Linked DNA regions of Homo sapiens: region 1 is linked to region 2. A link is a loop called in an ENCODE intact Hi-C map of the cell type or tissue named here. Cell type or tissue: tibial artery. All regions are shown on one strand.

The links. Peaks named below come from ENCODE experiments on the same cell type or tissue, not always from the same donor. Only the 100,000 strongest peaks of a DNase experiment are listed, where the experiment ranks them.
Region 1: a loop joins it to region 2, with 2.2 times the contacts of the local background. A loop is called at or near these places in 22 of 110 quality-filtered maps.

What each region holds. Positions count from the first base shown.
Region 1 is chr21:45,452,558-45,456,557 of GRCh38, forward strand. The region is part of intron 2 of COL18A1 (collagen type XVIII alpha 1 chain); the gene reads left to right. Among named protein-coding and RNA genes, the nearest start is that of MIR6815, 24 kb to the right of the region's middle. RefSeq lists an enhancer at 2,356-2,912. In tibial artery, no CTCF peak of the experiment used is centred here; no DNase peak of the experiment used is centred here; H3K4me3 peaks cover 1,597 bases; H3K27ac peaks cover 2,989 bases.
Region 2 is chr21:45,150,177-45,154,176 of GRCh38, forward strand. All of the region lies in intron 2 of ADARB1 (adenosine deaminase RNA specific B1), which reads left to right. Among named protein-coding and RNA genes, the nearest start is that of ADARB1, 78 kb to the left of the region's middle. RefSeq lists an enhancer at 1,177-2,033. In tibial artery, no CTCF peak of the experiment used is centred here; DNase peaks (open chromatin) are centred at 1,705 and 2,345; H3K27ac peaks cover 3,406 bases.

The sequences.
Region 1 (4,000 bases), 300 kb after region 2:
TCATGTGACACATGTAAGCATGTATGTACATGTGGGGGCTTGTGTATGCATGTGAGCATTTGTATCTGACATGTAAGCATGTGTGTGTGAGCTTGTGTATGCATGTATTCATGTGTGACATGTGTGAGCATGTATGTGAGTTTGTGTATGCATGAATATTCACATGTGACGTGTGAGCATATATGTACGTGTGATTGTGTATGCATGTGAGTATTCACTGACGTGTGAGCATGCATGTACATATGTGATTGTGTATGCATGTGAGCATGTATGACATGTGTAAACATGTATGTATGTGTGGGGCTTGTGTATGCATGTGAGTATTCACATGTGACATGTGAGCATGTATGTACATGTGTGTGAGTATTCACATGTGACATGTGAGCATGTATGTACATGTGTGACCTTGTGTATGCATGAGTATTCACATGTGACATGTGAGCCTATATGTATGTGTGTGATTGCGAGTATTCATGTGTGACATGTAAGCATGTATGTACATGTGTGAGCTTGTGTATGCATGTGAGCATTCATGTATGACATGTAAGCATTATGTATGTGTGTGGGCTTGTGTATGCGAGTATTCACATGTGACATGTGTGAGCATGTATGTGTGTGTGATTGTGTATGCATGTATTCATGTGTGACATGTGAGCATGTATGTACATGTGTGTGCTTGTGTATGCATATGAGCATTCATGTCTGGCACGTACGCTTATATGTACATGTGTGGGGGCTTGTGTATGTGAGTATTCACATGTGACATATATGGCATAGCTAAGCATGCATGTGCATGTGTTCATGCATGAGCAGGAGTGAGCATACATATATGTGTGCATATGTGGGTGTTCGTGTGTGAGCATGTGCGTACACATGCGTGCGTTTGAGTGATGATGTGAGGAGGCTTATGTAGTAGCCACCCTTGCCAGGTGCTTCCTGGTGGGAACCAGATCCCGGGGGCTGAGCTGTGGAGCCGTGGCAGAGCCGCACTAGGATTTCCAGGAGGTTAAACGTGCGATGCTGTGGAGGTGCTTGGAGGTGAGGGAACCCCAATGGTGGACAGGAAGCTCTCAAAGCACTTAGAGGTGGAGGAGTCCTGGACAGTGGGCAGGAAGGGTGGGGTCAGGAATGGAGTGGGCAGGGGAAGGGTGGAGGGAGCTGGGCACCCTGCAGATGGCAGGGTGGGTGCTCAGTGCCATGGGGCTGCCACCATCCTCCAAGTGTGGCCCCGAGGGCCGGAGCTGCTCTCCCTCCATTGCTAGGCGTAATCAGTTCCTTGTGCCTGGCTCTGCCCAGGAGGTGTATATTGGGGGGCATGAATGTAGGGCCAGCCCAGCTGGCCAGTGACCCTCTGAGCACAGAGCCTTCGGGATGGGGCTGGGGGTGTCCCCCACAACAGAGTTCCCTTCCTGAGATGCGCTGGTGGAGGAGGGGGCAGTCTCTGGAATTTCTGTTTGGAGACTTTCCGGAGGCGTGTTCAGACATAAAATCACAGCAGCAGCAGTCAGTTTTCAAGCAAAGAGACTTCTCTGGGCATCTCTGAGACGAGTTTGAGCAGTGTGGGGATTCGTTTTGGGAGCACGGCCTCACTGACATGCAGATGTTTGCTTGTGGAATGCCTGCGCCTGCCCTCGAGAAGGAGGTGGCACTCAGCTGCTTGAAACAAGGCTGGGTCCCAAGCAGCCCAGCCCTGCCCTGTGGACAGCAATCGACCGATGGCTACAGCATGTCCTGACCTGGGGACAGCTGGGGACAGGTTGTGGGGCTGTTTCGTCACAGCTGCTGTCACATTAACTGACCCCAGCCCTGGGGGAGGGTGGCTGCAACCCCAGCCGCACAGCCTGGAGGAGGCAGGGTGACGAGGGACTCCAGCTGGGGGAGCTGGCGTGCAGAGCACTGAGGGGGTGGGTGGATTGTGGGGTGAAACCTGGGTGTGTGCGTGTGAGGATGCACATGTGTGAACGTGTGTGTGAGTGAGCACGCCTGTGTAAACTGCCTGGCTCCACCTCTGATGGGCTCCGTGATCTTGAGCGGGGTCACCAGGCTCATGCCTCAGTTTTCTTCATCTGTGAAATGGGCCGATGGCCAGGCTGCACACAGGTCCTCAGAGGGCATAAGGCACACTCAGCACCCACTGCTGTGCCTGGGCAGCTGGCGGGGGGGCACAGCAGCCACTCACATGCCACTCACATCCCTGTGGGTTACCGGCTGCCTGGAATGTTCCAGTCTAACCGGATCCTTTTGTGGACGGGGAGACTGAGGCCGGGAAGGAGTATGCATTCCTGCCCTGGTCCCGGGCTCCGTCTCTGCTGGGTCTCCTGGGCAGAAGGTCAGGAAGGGCTGAGAGGGACACAGTCCAAGGCAGGTAAAGCCCCAGCTTTGAGGGGAGGCACAGCAGCTCTGAGAGGGTCTGAGCCCCTCGAGACCCTCCCCGGGATGTTTAACGACTTGGGCAGCCATTGCAACAGTGGAATTGGCACTGCAGCAAGCTGAGCATTTTTTCGGTTCCAAGTTTCCCACAACACAATGGCTCCAGGCCAGGCGCCTCTGGGCGTTCCAGGTCAGAGGGGGAGCAGGGGCTGGGGGCCGCTGCCTCAGTGCTTCTGGGATGGGGTCCTGGCTTGGAGCCCCAATCCAGAGACTCAGCAGCCCTGCCCCGGCAGAGCCTAGCGGAGCACGTTGGGAACCCTGTGGACACTGCACACAGCACCCTCTGTCCTCACGGAGCCTGGGGCTGCTGCAGGGCCGTGGGAAAGAAGTTATAAATCCTTGGGTGCTGGAACCCCCGGGTGCTGGGCACCTTGATTCCAAGGCTGGTGCCTTCTTTCCTTCTGCAAGAGTGGGGGGTGGAAGACAGCCGGCCAGAGGCTGGGAAGCCTGCACAGGGGAGGGCAGGAGGGCGTGAGCCTGGCTAGCCCCACCTCCAGGCACAGAGGCCCTCCCGCCGCCCGCAGCTCCAGCCGCACTGCCCCGATGGCTCCCTACCCCTGTGGCTGCCACATCCTGCTGCTGCTCTTCTGCTGCCTGGCGGCTGCCCGGGCCAACCTGCTGAACCTGAACTGGCTTTGGTTCAATAATGAGGACACCAGCCATGCAGCTACCACGATCCCTGAGCCCCAGGGGCCCCTGCCTGTGCAGCCCACAGCAGATACCACCACACACGTGACCCCCCGGAATGGTTCCACAGAGCCAGCGACAGCCCCTGGCAGCCCTGAGCCACCCTCAGAGCTGCTGGAAGATGGCCAGGACACCCCCACTTCTGCCGAGAGCCCGGACGCGCCAGAGGAGAACATTGCCGGTGTCGGAGCCGAGATCCTGAACGTGGCCAAAGGCATCCGGAGCTTCGTCCAGCTGTGGAATGACACTGTCCCCACTGAGAGCTTGGCCAGGGCGGAAACCCTGGTCCTGGAGACTCCTGTGGGCCCCCTTGCCCTCGCTGGGCCTTCCAGCACCCCCCAGGAGAATGGGACCACTCTCTGGCCCAGCCGTGGCATTCCTAGCTCTCCGGGCGCCCACACAACCGAGGCTGGCACCTTGCCTGCACCCACCCCATCGCCTCCCTCCCTGGGCAGGCCCTGGGCACCACTCACGGGGCCCTCAGTGCCACCACCATCTTCAGGTAGAGCTTCTCTCTCCTCCTTGCTGGGCGGGGCCCCTCCCTGGGGAAGCCTGCAGGACCCAGACAGCCAAGGACTCTCGCCCGCCGCAGCCGCTCCCAGCCAGCAGCTCCAACGCCCTGACGTCCGCCTGCGCACGCCACTTCTGCACCCCCTGGTGATGGGCTCCCTGGGCAAGCACGCGGCCCCCTCCGCCTTCTCCTCTGGGCTCCCGGGCGCACTGTCTCAGGTCGCAGTCACCACTTTAACCAGGGACAGCGGTGCTTGGGTCTCCCACGTGGCTAACTCTGTGGGGCCGGGTCTTGCTAATAACTCTGCCCTGCTCGGGGCTGACCCCGAGGCCCCCGCCGGTCGCTGCCTGCCCCTGCCACCCTCCCTGCCAG
Region 2 (4,000 bases):
GGCAGGAGAATCGCTTGAATCCAGGAGGTGGAGGTTGCAGTGAGCTGAGATCCTGCCGCTGCATTCCAGCCTGGGCAACAGAGCAAAACTCTGTCTCAGACAAACAAACAAACAAAAATGTCATTGAATTTGAAGTATACAAAATTTGAATATCTTTCTATCAAAAATTTGAATTTTAAGGAAATAACAAAGCAAAAATTATAATTTTTTGTGTTTTCAAAAAATTATTTTTTCTAAATTATTAAGTTATAAGATATAAAGTAGTTAATGTGAAATGTTTAAATCAAAATTGTTTAAAGCTGAGTTTTAAATTTAATACTTTGAAAATTTAGTTAAATCATATTAATAATTTTATAAGAAATAAAACTATTGATAATTCTGATGTCTGACATCTGTCTGATTGCTGACATGGATCCTGAGTCTTACAGTGTTTTGAGGGCCTCCAGCTACATTGGGGTTCCAGTGCCAGAGTGGCTGGCAGCCCCACCCTAACGAGAAGTGAAGGGGCTGGGCATGCTGTTTCCAGTGCTTTCATGAGATGCTGCTTTGCCTGGCGGTCGGGCCTGATGTCTCGTTGTTCCACCTGTGACCAAGGGGTCCCTCTGGAAATGTGTGTGTACTGACACATGCCCTGGTGGCTCTTGTCTGATCCATGTCCAGGTTATTCCTGCCTGACCGTCACTCGTGCCAGGAGCCCAACACAAATTCAGGCACAAATTCAGTACACCACACAATGGGGGAAACATGTTCAAAGATTTTTACTTACAGGTCCTGAGCAGGGAGGGTGCCATGAGTCAGGAGGGCAGTCCTCTGTCCCTGGGTCATGCAAGCAGGAACAAAGGGTCAGGCAGAGAGAGAGAGCACTGCAGCCAACCAGCAGAACAAATAAGGGAGTAGGGTGGGGTCACTTGAAGTGTGTGGGCAGGTGCCTGAGTGAAAGATGCCTCTAGGTTCTCATCTCTGGTACTGGCTTGAGCCACTGGGTGTGGTGTAGAACTACAAAGTGTCAGGGGTGGCTGAACTCTGCCGCTACTAGGAGAAAGTGCAGCTCATATTCCAGATAGATGCTGAGGCAATAGAAAATGAAAAGAATTCACTATGCTTACGCAGAGTGTGTCTGGACACACACAAATTTAAGAGTAATAAGAATTGCTTAATATGGCATAATTTCCTTAGGTGCCATGTGCAGTTGTCACAAGCATTGCACTAATTGGAATAATGAATTAGAAAGTGGATGTTGGTCATTATTAGGAAAAGGTACTTTGTTACACGAGACAGTAATTGCATTGTGGCAAGAGAAAGAATCTGACTAATTAATTTGTCTTTTTTTTCTTTTGCCTATGAGTGCTTCTTCTGCTTGACTCCTCCCCATAATCGGACTCCTTCCAAGACAGCCTAATCTTCAGGGCATTTGGATGCAGCTGCCTTTTGTTCCAGAGACACAGGCCATCTCAGGGGAGGTATCTCCCTGGGGCCTGAACAGCGTTTTTCTAGACAAGAGGAGGCTGAGGGCTGTGGGTTCTGCTTTGCCAGCCCTGAATGCTGGATCCCGAGTGGCAGAGGCACCAAGTGCTGTATGATGTGTGTATGTGATGTGTGTGCATGTACATGTGTGTGATGTGTGTCCCTGCTCGCCCCAGGCTGGCCATGGTACTGTGCTAGTCACAGACTGGCTGTGCTGATCAAGCCAGGCACAGTGGAAAATGGGAAGATGTTGGCGTTTGCCCCTCCCTTGGCTGTGTGTCATTCACCTGGGGCATGAGCTGTGCCCCTGCTCTGCAGTAATGAACAAGGCAGGTCAGCATTGGTCCGAGACACGTGAGTTAAGAGAGGAGGAAGAGCACTCTCTGGGGGCGGGGGGATCCATTTGTCAGTGGCCTGCAGTTTCCTGTCCCAGGGATTTCACTGGTGACATCCTGACCACTCACCTGCACTTTATATGGAGCTGTTTTCATCAGCTGGCGTCTGCTGAGCCTCTGCATTGTGTTGTGTGGTAGCCTGTTACTTTTTGCAGTTTTATTTTCTAAACTGTACTCTTTTATTGATAGATTTTTTGTATTAGGATTTCCATTTAAACAGGACTTTGGTACGTCTGCTGTGGGAGATTTGTTTCCCTAGAAGATTCACGGCTGTCGTTCTCTCCCCTCTGCTCGTGGTGTTTTACTGTGACTGCGCTGAACGGTTAGCTGTCACATGTCATTCTCTGGGTGGTGTGCTCTGAAGTCATTGTGGTGTGTGGGCCCCTTCAGCCTAGTTCTGCCTAACTGCGGCATGATGAATGGGCCCGAGGCAGAGGAGGAGGCTCCCTCGTCGGTAGGGGCTGCTGTTGTCGCAGCTGCCGGCACACGGAAGTGAGTCGGTGTGCTGCTGCCCCGAGTGACTGAGGGACAGAATGAGGCTGGGGCCGGCCGGACTGGCATTGGCGTGTCTGCATGGCGTCGTCCACCACTGGGCCTTTGCACATGGGGACCTTTTTCAGCATCATGGGGCGTCGGTATAAAAGGAGGCGCAAGAAGCGCTCTGAGAGGAAAGGTAATTCATTTAGTTTTTATTCTTCAGTGTGAAGCATTTGTCTTTAATGCAATACAGAAGTGTTTTCTGGGATAGACGGCTTTGTGAATTAATCTTGCTGATGCCAGTTACTTCCTATTTTCCCTTTTTGAGTGCCTTTTTTGTTGTTGGCATTTTATAGAATTTTAGATAGGGGCACTTAAAAAGGAAGATTCAAAAACATGTCTGTAAACATGAATAGAAATCATTTAGCTTCAGAGTCTGGAGTATGTCTTTGGAAAGATATTTATAAAACTTTAAAGTTTGTAGCTTTGAGCTACAGAAAAGGTTTTTCTCCCAGAGACAGATGCTTATATGAGATTTCCTTTGCCGCACTCTTCATTAATGACTTTTCTACATTAAAACTGTTCTTCATGCTGCAGAAAGCAAGGCTGAGCAACCATTGTGAAAATATTTCCCCTTTAAAAGAATGGAGAGCAAATTCCTTACATTCTGCACTCCAGGTTAATACCAGTTTTTAATTCAACTTAATGTTTTAAGTCATTAAAATCTAGATTTTTTTTCTCAAAACCAGATTCAAAAGTTGTCCATGACTATACACATCACAAGCTACTGGTTTTTGGACCTAAATTGCTGCTTTAAAAGCTGTTGATGTTTTTTTTTTCTCTTTGTATAATATGAAATAATTAATAGAAAATGCCTTAGTGAAAAGATGTGTCTAGCCCGGAGAACAGCTGAACACAGGCGTGATCAGTGCCTCTGCCTCTGTGTCTTCTGGGCGCCCCCTTAGTGTCCCCCACCCGACAGGACTGGAGTACAGCGCTTCACCACCACAGGGCCCTTGGGACATGCTGTGGCAGGAGATGGCTGTTTCTTCAGGAAGTAAAATTAACCTCGGTTTTTTGGTGTGGCTTCCTAAGAAGAAGAACAGATGAATCTCAAAGTCAGCAATCTTGTAATAGTACCTTGTAATATAACAAAGGTGACAGCACCTAATGGAAGTCTGTGTCTGGGAGTGGGGAACCCCTGACCCTGGGCCCTCTGTGCACCGTGCTGCCAGGTGCTTGTGTCCAGGGCTGGGGATGCCACACCCTCGATGCTTTCCTGGACTGACGGGCGGTCTCAGGACAGCCAGTCTGTGCGGCCCCCTCTGCCCTCACCTCAAGAGGTCACAGCATTGGCCTGTTTTTGTTTCCTCAGTTAAGCTTTGGAAATTGAGATGTCACTAAGACAGGCAATAGGGAGTAAAACAAAGGCACAGGCAAAAACTAAAGGACATTTTTACCAAATACCCTCAATTTAGAATTACCACCACTTTTCCCATGGACACTCATCACTAATTATTTAAGTTGGGAAAAATATTGAGAAGTACAAGAATAATTCTGTCATCATTCTTTTGGAATTTACTGTGATTCAAGCTTAAAATGTCTTTTTCATGCATTCCATAATCTCATTCTGCAGTGGGAAAACCACTCTCAAATATGTTGCA